2 separate regions of the Homo sapiens genome follow, and region 1 is linked to region 2. A link is a contact called in ENCODE Hi-C or POLR2A ChIA-PET data. All regions are on one chromosome and are shown on one strand. Each heading gives the region's core, a stretch centred on a gene start or an enhancer-like site at or near the end of the contact. The rest is flanking DNA. Distances are from core to core; before and after follow the strand shown.

The links. Hi-C counts contacts between places; a loop is a spot of excess contacts on that map. ChIA-PET counts read pairs that join two places held with the same protein, here RNA polymerase II (POLR2A). Pooled maps may share reads with other maps.
Region 1: a loop to region 2 is called in a map of cardiac septum, with 3 times the contacts of the local background. The contact joins two enhancer-like sites. A Hi-C loop is called at or near these places in 1 of 168 maps with a recorded cell type or tissue (cardiac septum) and 2 of 50 pooled maps. POLR2A ChIA-PET finds 5 or more read pairs at or near these places in 1 of 52 experiments (OCI-LY7).

What each region holds. Positions count from the first base shown.
Region 1 is chr11:103,798,060-103,804,488 of GRCh38, forward strand. No RefSeq gene overlaps it. Among named protein-coding and RNA genes, the nearest start is that of MIR4693, 49 kb to the right of the region's middle. Within about 2 kb of position 2,857, at least 5 of the 41 ENCODE cell types and tissues checked have a DNase peak (open chromatin) inside an H3K27ac peak, as active enhancers do.
Region 2 is chr11:103,732,862-103,738,850 of GRCh38, forward strand. No RefSeq gene overlaps it. Among named protein-coding and RNA genes, the nearest start is that of MIR4693, 110 kb to the right of the region's middle. Within about 2 kb of position 4,315, at least 4 of the 41 ENCODE cell types and tissues checked have a DNase peak (open chromatin) inside an H3K27ac peak, as active enhancers do.

The DNA.
Region 1 (6,429 bases), core at 1,607-4,106, 64 kb after region 2:
TTTAAAAGTCTGAGAAGATTCAAGGATTTATCACAGCTGGACTATGTAGAATTCATCCAGATGGGTAAATATCTGTCTGTCCCAGTTGAGGTCAGAGGAGGAAATGCCACAACCACGGGTTTGCAACATTACACAGACCTCAGTCTGGCAGTCCCTTTGGTCTAGCCTAAATTTATTTTCTTAAAGTTTAAGCTCATTTCCTCCTTTCCATCCTTGGGGAAAGTAAAGAACAGATGGTCATAAACCACCAGATAGTGACCCTTTATAGACTGGAGAAACATATTAAATCATCTCTCAGCCATCACTTTCCTGGGCAGAACAATAGAAACTCCCTATCAGTTCTAGTCTTAGATTTGTTGTTCTAAATCTGTATCTGTGTGTGTGTGTGTGTGTGTGTGTGTGTGTGTGTGTGTGTGTGTGTTTGCGACTGGACAGCTCTTTCTCACTTTGCTTAGATGCTCATCCACAAACAGAATGCGAGCCTTCAATAAATATATAATTATTTCTAAGTGCATTGGAAGCATTTCTTCTGGGGTCACTGATCCTGTAAATATAGGTGAGTGTCATATTACATTTAAAAAAACAGCAGCAGCAGCATGTTACTGACTGCCATCTTGAGATGACTAAGAATTCTACATCCTTTTAGAATTCGTGTTGGACCAATCTTTCCATCTCATGACTGTCAATTCTAAACTCTTCTTCTGTGTAAATTGCAGTATTTTGCATCACTTCTTTGAATGCCTCTGGCCCTTGCATGTGAACCTTATTTTTCTCCATTTCTGGCCATTTTTCTACTTCGTTGACATTGCATGACAATTGTTATTTTACCTTATATTACAGCCAGAAGTAATTCAGATTTTCTGCAGCTCTGCACATCTAAAGATTTTACAACTCTTTGCCCTTTTGAAAGTATCTTGGATTTCTCTCTATATTAGGCTTCTCTGGAGCAGGCAGAGACATCTGGGAAAGGCTATCCCTGCCCCATCCAACATACTCACTTCCAAGCTCCGCAAAAGAAGCAGGGATGATTGAATAATGGCATTTATTGAACACTTGCTTTGGGCTGGACATTGGGATGGGCAGAGCCATAACCTGAACAATCTCATGGCTGCTCTTCGGGAACTCACAGTACTGGGCTGGAGGGACTTTACAGGGACTGGACACAGCTGGATATCTCTGCAATTTGAAAATTAGATGATTATGTAAGATGGGGTATTATTCTCAAAGTTAATTGGGGAGCAATAAAATGTTAGATTTTTACCTATATTACCTCCCAATAGGTTTAAGTGCATGCCTCCTTACTGGGTTTGTTAAGAACCATAATTTAAAAATAATTTAAACTTTCTAAGTATTCTCTTCCCATAAAATCAGTGCTTAATAACGTATTTTAACTAGAGGCTAGTTCTGGGTGGAAATAGTTGAAATATGCTAAGAAATCTGAGAGCCCCTATTTGACTATTAACTAAGTGTTGAAAAAAAAACCTAAACAAAAACAAAATGCATCCTTTTCTTTTAGTCCCTCATCCCTTAAAATCTCTCAGGATCCTTGTAGGTTCAAACATCTGAAAAGATGATTGGTCTGTGGGAAGAGAGCATTCACCCTGGTCTTTCATTCACATGACCATCATTTCCAAGTGGACAGTGAGATCTACTTTTCCTTTTCCTGAGAGCTTAGTATGAAATAGGCAGGCACTGTTCAACAAACTTGCACCTATAGCCAAAATTTGTGTCCAACAGAAACCCATTTACATGAGAGGCTGAGAAGTTTCTTAGCCAAGAACTCCTTCTAAGGAAAGATGAGTCGGACACCAGAGTTTTGATCTGATAATCAAGTATCGGGGCTGAAGGGAAGTGATAATTCTAACTACAGAGGAGTTGTCTTTGACCTGGAGCTGTTTCTAGTCTTATCTGATGAGGCCGTGTCTGGATTCTAGGAAAGGAGGGAAGAGTAAATAAAATTCTAAAGCGTTAAGTCATTAGAAAAATCTCCAAAAATTTAAGTGTAAGCAGACTTGAGTATTCTCCTAACAAAGCCTAACAGGAAGGGGAAAAAGACAACAAAACTATTACTGCAATCTCAATTAGACGAGAAGTTAGTGGGCCCCGGAGAAACTGGGTAATCCATAATCATGTCATTGACCTGTACTACAGAATCTGAGGCAGGTATGATTAACCTCATTTTATGGATGAGGTTTAGGAAGTGACCCTTAGCATGTATGCCACCCCAGGGGGACACCTTTCTTTGTATTCTATGAGAATTGTACCCCCTACATCACAACTGGGAGTGCTAGACTTGGCATCTAGGTCTGGACACTTCTGAGTTTATCCTGTTAAGCAGCCACCTGGATTTAAGCCACCCCATTCTTCAGGAGCGAACAGACCCAGAGAGCTGACCAGGACTTCACAATCGATGGCTCTGTAGGATATTTGTCAAGTTGATTCTACCAAGGAAGTTCTCTATTTCCTGTGGTCCTGGTGAGATTTTTATCCTCCCCTAGGTGCTGGGCTTTTGTTCCAGGACATCTCAGCCTTGAGCTTTGTTTGCTTGTTTACTTCCTCTCCTGCATCCTTGTTGAGGTTCCCAGCCACATTTTTCCCCTCTGCTTATTTATTCCAGAGCAACTGCCTGTGTCATTTCCTTTATCTCTGGCATGTCCCTTGGTTAGTGCTGGTGTTTCTTTTCTTTTCTTTTTTTCCCCATTGCCCAGGGCACTGTGAACAGTTGGCTGTGGTGTAGGATTTACAGACCTGTGCTATGAGATGTACAGACCTGTGCTCTGTACAGACCCAGGAAACGTTGGAGTACAGTGGGCTGACAACAGGGGGGCGCCAGCTGGGGAAGGCAACAGGCCTTAGTTCTTGAACAAAAATAGGCCAGAGATTCTGCTACAACTGGCCAAGATTCCGCCCATCTCAATGAAAGGAAACAGACATTCCCACATGCCCACGAGCTTTGAATGTGTATTTGGCTCCCTCAATAACTCCAGTGCACATTCCCACCCGGTCACTTTTCGCCCACGTTGTTATTGCTGCTGCTGGTTTTTTTTTTTCTTTTTAATAAAGGTCACATTTTATTAGAGATAAGAATAACTTAACAATGAAACTCTTGGTTCATCTGTTCTTCCAGTGCTTTTGTGTTCAGCTTAACATCTTCTAAACAGACATTTAAAAATGATTATTTTCTTCTAGTAAAAATTATAACATGTTCATTTTAGAAATTTTGAAAAAAAGCCATAGAAAAGTATAATAAAAATTCTAATTCCACCATCAAACATAATAACCACCATTTGTATTTATATTTACATATGTCCAGTATTTTTTTAAAAGCACAGGCACATATAGTTGTAAAAAATGGAAGGAATAGTGTTCACCTCATTTTGTTTCAGTAGTTTACTTGTTTTAGCAGCTTAGAATTTAGGTATTTATACAAAAAAATTTTCTAGATATTCATTTTTACATAGTTGAAAGAAAATATATTTTTAATTGAAGAATAATTTTCAGACCATACAATGTACCCACTTTAAGTTTTCAAATTATATGCCCATGTAACCACCATCAGGACCAAAATAAAAAGCATTCCCATCACTTCGAAAAGTTGCCTTGTGTCCAGTTCTAATGTCTACTTTGTTTCAGGCAACCACTGTTCTTTTTTCCACTATAGATTGGATTTGTCATTTTTAGAGTTTTACATAAGTGGAGTCACACCATGTATACTCTTTTGTGTCTAGCATCTTTCATTCAGCATAAATTTTCACACACTTATAACCATATACAACCACACTTGCATATATTTTTTAATTTGCTTTTATTTTACAAATATATTATGAACATTTTCCATATCATTAATTAGTCTCTTAAAATTAAATTTTCATTGACTAATTGTAACTTGTTTTAGGGATATACCACAATTTATCTCATAAATAAGATCTTATTGTTAATTGTTGGTGTTGTCTCAATGGTTTGCTTTCATAATCAAGAATAATTATTCTGGACTACACATGTTTGTGTGCATTACCTAATTTCTTTGGGATAAATTTCTATTTAAAAAAAGTTAAAAGTCTCACAAATTTTAATATGTACTGTGCCTATTTAATCTTCCACAAACATTATATACAAATTTATGAGGAACAATAGCATTTCAAAGGTGAAAGGGAACCTGGAGAAAAATATGGTTCAGTGGTCCTTAACCAGTGGGGTGGACATGCCTATGGAGCTCTTTTGAAATTCACCTGCAGTTATTCTAACTTGGTATTTATGAAGCTCAAGTAGCTGCTCTTTTTGTTTTTAGTTCTGCAGATGATTCTGTTGCACACTACACTGTAAGAATCACCTCAGTTTCACAGATGAAGAAGCTGAGCCACGAAAGGCTAATTAACACCTCCTGATTCCTTATACTCTTGTCACTTTGCCAGGGAGAGCCTTTGTCTACATTGATTACCCATCATCTGGAAAATGACAATAATGACCACCACCACTCCCCTCAGAAATCACAACTAACCATCTAGGTCCTCCGTTGGTGGACCTGTAAGCTAGAACAGCACTTTAAGTGATGGAGTTAGGACCACTTCAGAAAAGTCTTCATGTGAAAGGGACCCCAGACAATTGAAGAGAGGCCTAATTCAGAAATCTACTTAGAAGGTCCTCCCAAAAACTGAAGCAGACCTTTGTTGTTGTTGTTTAACCAGGCCAGATCTTAGGGGTAAACAATAGATTTACAGTGACAATAAACAGACATGCAAACACACACACACACACACACACACACACACACACACACACACAGAAGTTCCTTGACTTTGTCCCCACTCACTCTATAGCCACTCCAGCCTATTCTCAACCCCCAACTCTATCTCTTCAAATTCCTCTCAGAGGAGACTGAGAAGGAAAGAACTGTTTCTCCTGAGTGAAGGAGGGCATCCTTTACCTACCCTATTGGGTCTGTTGTTTCTTTTTCTCTTCTGTGGTCCACCTCCCAGAAGTGATGCTGGCTGTTTCTGCCATCTCCCACCATGGCTGTGGAGAAGCTACTGAAGGAAAATATCTTCTACAGCTTCTTCTCCTTCCAGACCCAGACTGCCACAGCTTGCAGTTCAGTCTATTACATTCATTTCTTAACTTCTCCAGGTTCCCACGGTCACCCTGGGGTGGGGCAAATGCTTTCATATGATTACCATTACAGGGGCTGCAAAGCAATGCTCCATTGAGCTGTCAATGTCTGACGGAAGCTTTAGTGAGTCAATTCTTCAAGATTTTTTCCACTCTTGATTGCAGTCCCTAATCTTGTGACTCAGACGTGAGTCCAGAGAGACATCTTGTTAATCTGTATTCTTTTCCTTTAGGATAAGTTCTTTCTCAGGAGTGTTGATGTAGATAATTCCCCATGGAAACAGACAGTTGGTCCACCCTTCTCAAGAGTTCCCAGGTATGCCTACCTCCTGGAGAGAACCCAGTGTGACTATCCAGATAGGATTCCTATTTAAGCCTACCTGGGCATCCTAAATATATTATTCAGAACACCATTAATTCCCCAAATCACGGTGTTTCACAGGGCAAGGAATCAAGATTCAGATGCAAATTATTACAAAGCCAAAGAAAAATAACTCTGGTGAGGGCCTTTAAGCTTTAGCAAATAAGAATTTATAGAAAGAAAAGTTCAAGTCAAATCATACAGGGCTCCTAAAGCACTTTTTAACACCTATAATGCAGTAATTTTTTTCACACACAAATCCCCAGAAGTTAGTTTAAAAGGAAATATCTTTATAAATTATGAAAGTAGGTTTGGGGGAGGCAACTTTCCCAACTCACAAATTCTTGTGCGCAAAAATGTTGCTCTCTCTGTTTTTCTAAAATTGGACTTAATTTCTACCTTGAATTCTATTTCTGCAGACTTCTCTAGGGTGATACACTACTCAGTGTTTTCTCAGTCATTTAAAATTTAAACTCAGCCAGATTAAATAACTCCTCCCTATCCCAGCAGCAGACTCAAACTAAAACATTATAGCATTGGTAGGAAGAGGAAGTAACCAGCTTCTGTAATATTTTATTCCAAATCCTTATAACTCCCACTTAGATCAAAGCTTTTGAACTTACAATTAAGAATATACAGTTTTGGAGTTTGGAGTATCCTCGCCACTCCACCATGGGACAAAGTCATCCTTATGTCTCTTAGCTAAGTGCAGAGACTGTTGTAGGATTAAAGCAAACAGAGGATACATTTCATGTTTTTTGTGGTATTTCTGTCACGTATCACCCCACTAGATAGGCCAGATCAAGGCCATATGAAGGCAAAATGAGGAAGAGTAAGCAAGGCTATAAGCATTGGCCATGGCCTTTCCTGTAGCCACTCGTCCTGTGACCCCTTGGGGAAAAGATTGAGGTTTCTGCTGGCTCTCCCAGAGGTTCATATGGGTGGGAGACTCTGTGTTCTGC
Region 2 (5,989 bases), core at 3,065-5,564:
CCCAAATCTGCAGATTATGTCTAGCTAAAAATTTTTTAAAAAATGTTTTTCTCAGAGTTCCAATCTTGCATGTTTATCCATGTTTTCCGTAGGCACACATATGGCAACAGAAGGAAGTTTGAAGTGACAACAGACATTACCAAAACAATCTACAGTCAATCATTAGTAGAACTTGTAAAATTGGTCACTTACTCAATTGAACAACCTATTCCCTACAAGGGTGGCCAACTGCCCTGGTTTGTCTGAAACTCAGGGATTATACGGAATGTGCTAAAACCAGGAAGAGCTGGTCACCCTGGTTATCCACCAGCAATTTAAGAGGTACCTGCTGTCTTAGTTTGTAGTGTAGTTTAGGAGATAAAAGTAGCAGACACACAAAAATAATTGAAAAAGAATTCTGTGCTAAACTGGGTGATATTGTCTCCAAGTACAATAGGAATTCCGAGAAAAAAAGGTCAGTGTGGGCTGTAGTTGCTGCAGTTTTATAAATTAGGTGGAACAGGATCCCAATTTTGTGGCTTGCAGTTCTGCTTCCTTCTTTACAAGAAATGTCATCATCCTTTTCATGCTCAAGAAACATGAAAATGACCTAGGATAAATCTTGCATATCTGTCAGTCAGGGACAAGGAATAAGATTAGTTTAAAACTAAATTGACTTTAAAGCTTTGTCTCTTATTTAAATAATTAACATTTATTTATTCATACAATGATGAATGCCAGGAATACAAAAAATAAAATAAAATACAATTTCTGCCCTTGATGTGTTTATTGTCTAGTGAGGCACATATACATTAGTGTGTAAAAAGGTAAGTTCAAGGATATGTGAGGAGACCTGCGATAGAAATATTTGGAGAGTTATGGATACCTTAAAGAGAGAAATATGTGAGAAAGAAATTGGAGTTTAGTAAATAACCCTATCTTTTTCTGTGTTTAATATCAACATCTATTTCAGGACATTCTTAGTTTTAGGTCAGCCAAATGAAATAGCTTGATTGTAGATACTTTGTAGTAAAATAGTCATTTAATATGAAAATGAAGAAATAACACTGCATATTCTAAAGTTCTAATTACTTGGGTTTAGTTGATCAGATGGGCTGACTTTGCTTACCTTGGGGTATACTTTAATAAAGTCAGACAAACTAATCAAAAAAACAACACAGAGGTGTGACTATAGTTAGTGCGTTAGCAAATGCACAGGATATACATTTGGCAAGACTCAGTGCTGTCCCAGGAACCTGAACTTTGGAATTTCCTGAATTTGTGGGGCTTATGGTATTTAAGTGGAAGTTAGGTAGATAGTAAGCTGGCTTTTATAGTTCATCAGTAAGTTAAAACACAGAAAGAAACTCTTAAAAGGAAGAGGGCTATGTCTTTATGAATTATAGTTGCAGTTGCTAAAAATTGCAGAGAGAGAGAGAGGGAAGAATTATTATGTATACACACTGTGCTAGGTGCTGAACCCTTATTAAAGGTGAATAAGATCTAAGATCTGGTTGAGTCAAACATTGCTTGGTGTGAATGCCAGATATGAAAAACAAATACGATATTATTGAGAATAAAGAGAGGTAAGAAAGGGGAAGAAAAAGGATTAAATTAACATTGAGCTTGGAATCAACTAGCCTCATAATTCTAAACATAGAGTGGGCAATTAAATTTGGGAAGCAGATCATACAGTGGATAGAAAGACCATAAACATTAAATCCCACCTCACTGACATGCACAATATTTGTAATAATAAATAGTTGTCATAGTGACATCTAGATAAATATCAAAACAAAACCAACAAAATACCAAACAAACAGAAAATCAGACCAGCCCAGGAAATACAAAAACATCCCAGAAGTAGCCAATAGACAATTCAAGGCAGCTGACTAGGAAGGGTGGAGGGAACTCAGCCCTCTCATCTTTGAGTGAGATTTACTTTCCTAGGGTGCTCACTGGATCCAAGATGGTGCCCTGATTCCATCTCCAGTGTAGAGTGCCCATTGGGCACTCAGGAATTTGTCTTACCCCTGTGAAGAGCCTGGACCATTGGCATTGTGGCAGAAGAACAAGGAGACAGACAGAAGGGATCACTTAACCCAGTTGCTCCAAAAGCCTGTGAAATAAGAATTTGCCTACCTCTCTTCAAGGAAATTTTAGGACATATGTCCTCCTGGTGTGAGTTGTGGGTTTCCTATCCAAAGGCCAAATGCATGGGCTGGCTTTTGTGCACCCAGCCACATGCATAAGATTAATAAGTGTTTGCAGTCTCCCAAGCCTGGTGTGAAAACCACAAAGTAGGACATTGTGCCTTAACAGGTTGTACATGTGAGTTTCAACTTTACATTGATCTTCTATGGATAACTTTAAAGCTTTTTTTTTTTTAATTTGTGTTTCCAGTAGTCAACTTTGAAAAATATCATGATCAAAGGTAAGATGCTATTGCATGAAACATTTAAATTACATTTCTTGGAAACTGACTTTGGAGATTTGTTCCTTGATTCCAGTGTTTTAATCATCTTGCTCGGTGACCTGCTGCATGACTCATCCTGATCCCTAGAGGCTTTCTCTCTTCTTTCTACCTAGATGTTCAACTCTCTTCTTTCTACCTGGAAGTAGTATTTTGTTCATTGCACTTGGTAAGTTCGGACAGGGTCAAATCCTGCCTCTGCCAGTTACCAGGTCTTTCACTCTGGACAAATTATTTAGCCTTTCTGTCTTCTTTTGGGGATGTTAACAAGAATACACATCACAGAGGACTAAAGTAAGGATTGAAGAAGATTGTGTATGCAAAGCACTTAGCACTGTGCCTGACTCACAGTAGTACTCAATACATGCTATTTTTACATGCTTCTGGCACAGGCAGCCCTGACTTACAAATACCTGATTTACTGTGCCCTGTACACGTGAAGAGGATGAAACATTACGAAGGCACTCCAAGAGCCTGCTGCCAACACCAGAAACCCGACTGTTCTAGCTAAACCCCTGATTGCTTCTAAACCAATTACTCAGAAGATGCACAATTCACAGTTTCAGAATCCATATACAGTTCACCAGTCCTCTGTCTGCCTAACTCAATCTCATACCATCACAGAACTAGAACACTTAGATTAGGGCGTCTGGGGTCTATGTTTTTGGCATTCTGCCTCAGAATGAGTGTCCTGATGTTGATACCAGGAGCCAAAAATGCAAATTAAGAAGGGTGATCATGGACCAGCTTGTGGCCTAATGGGGCAGAGGTAACTAACATGTGTGGTCCCAGACTATTATAAGGAACAATTCAATTAAGCCCCAATATGTGCTTTCCAAACCCAAAGGGCACTATACCAGGCAAAGTGTCTTGCCCTTAAATTTGAAGGGGAGCGAAAAATACCAAACTGTAAAATATCTTCATTGGGTTTGTTCCCCTAGCTCCCTGCATTTGCATGAACATGCTAGTCAGTTCAGAATCCTGTGTTTATACCTTTCATTTGGTCAGAAAGATAAAAGATATAAAGAAAGTTTCCCTATTTCTCTTCCCAACTGGCTCCCTGTGTCTGAGTTCCAAGCCACAGCATGTGACAATGGGAAATCTTATCTGTTCCAGTTATTTGCTCTTTGTAGATCTAAAACAGTTTAAGTTATAACAGCATTCCCTAGGCCTTCAGCACAAATAATTCACACTTGCAACCACACTCACAGTTACCGCAGTGTGGTATCATAAAGACTTCAGTTCTGCAAGAGACACTAAATTTAATACCAGCCTTCAGGAGCCAAAAGCCATTGCTCAGTCCTTTGCAGAGAAACCGATTTAATTAAGATGTTTTATGTCCACTTTTACACTTTTAAATGTAGAAATCTAAACATCTATAATATTAAATAATTCTGTCTTTAGAAGCATATTTTTCTCAAAAAAAAAAAAAAAAAAACCAGACTGGCAGGTTTTCATTTACACAAAATATTCCAGCATCAAGAGCCTTCTCAATTAGTTGCCAGGCTTCACTTTGTCTCAGTAAATTAGCAGAATGTAAATGAGCCAAGGTCCATGAAAAATCTCCTCATTGATTGCTTCTCTTGGTTTTGCCTCAAACCCTTCAGGGCTCGAATATTTGACAGTACGCTTTCAACTTACACACTATTTGCATGAAACTGACAGAGCTTTAAAATTTTTTTTTTTAGTCAGAGTGCCTAGAAATGCTCACAATGCATTTTAACAAGTGATAGGCCAGTCTTTCTTCAGGAATATTTGCTTTGAAAGGGTAAGAAATAATTAGACTAGCATGTGCTATCTTTGGTGAGGGTTGGCAACTTAGAACTTGGGAGCTGTTGGCAGGCCCTGGCAGTCATTGTTGGTGTTGTGGGAAGCCTTTCCAGAAGTGTGTCCAAAAATTGTAAGTGGACTCGTTCTGACCTTTTCTGGCCCTGGTCCCACCCTGTTAAAACAAGGTTTTCAGGGTAGGATTCCAAAAGGCAGAGTTGAGGTAGGAAAGCGGGACAGGATGTCATGGAGTGGAAAAAAAAATCACCAATAGTCTAGGGAATTGGGACCTCATTTGAGTCCCGGTTCTGACACTATGTGACCTTGGACAAGCTACTATTCCTGACAACAGCTTCCCCTGGGCTGTGGTACAGAGAGATTGCATGTTGGAGCAATTCCTAGCACCCACCAGTTATAGCACTGTTACTTCTACAAAAGAAAACATATAGAAATGCAAGTAAAAGCTAGGTTCTTACAGAGATAACATGGAACGCACATAAATTTCTTTTTAGAAAAAAATTACTGGCAAATTTTGGTAGTTTATTATTAGTTATCCAATTATACATAACACCCCTGTAGCCCTGTGGCTGAGAGCCAATGATGTTTCACTCTCCAAATGTAATATTTAATTATTGGAAGACTTTTCTGAGAGTTACCTTGATACAGAGGTTTAACTAAAAAAGCAAAAGTTGAACTCTCTCATCTGTAAGTGGGAATCAGCAACAATGACTGCTCCATCCTCTAGGGTTTGCTGTGAGGAGCTATAGAATGTTGCTGAATATAAAGGGCTTTGTGTAAGTGGAAAGGGGGTATCCGTGCATAGATGCCTGGAATGCTGTGTGCAGGATTGGAGGCACCACAGAGAGAGCATGAAGGTATGTGGATTAACATCACGAGGCAGGATGGGAGAGACTCTTGCGGAGAGGCCCAGGGCCCACAGTTGCTGGCAGAGCTCCCAGCAGAAACCTTGGCATGCAGTAAGAGATCTGTAGGTATCCACTGAATGGATGAATGAGTGAATGTTTCAATGAGTAAGTGAATGAATGGTGGAACAAAACTACACAATAGGTTCTGGATTATGAGTTCCAAAACAATGGATTACATTGAAACTCCTATTTCACCCTTGAGCTCTGGTGCATGTGCTAGGTCTGAGAGGGATGGTTCCAGTGACAGATGTTTATGACCAGTCTCAGTAATAGGAAGCAGAGTGTAGAGATTTAGGGCAGGGGCTTTTACATCAGATTGCCTGGGTCCAAATCCCAGATCTACCATGAGCTATTTGAGATGCTCATCATTATCTCTAACACTTCTGTGCCTTAGTTTCTGTAATATGGGGAAGAAGATGGTAATGAAGATGATGAAGATGATGGTGACTACCTCATAATATTCTCATAAGGATTAAATGAGTCAGTACACACAAAGTGTTTAGACAGTGCTTGAAGTTCTCAAAAAATTTTAGTTATTGCATTTGGACAATGAAGTATCATTGGGACCTAACTGTTTGCACTATACTTATAAATATATATATACTACTTCTAAGCAGTTTCACTTGAACTTGAGTGGGAGTTCATGCCCTGGGGAATAAAAAGGCTTAGTATTTGAAGTCAGGGAAACAAAGCCTGAAAACTTGCTCTGATTCTTACTGAGTAAACTTGGACAAATAAATCATTTTTCCTTTTTGAGGCCCAATTCCCAACATGCAAAACAGGGAAAGTAATGATGATACCTTATATGGCTGTCATGAGGAGTAAATTAAATAATACATATGAA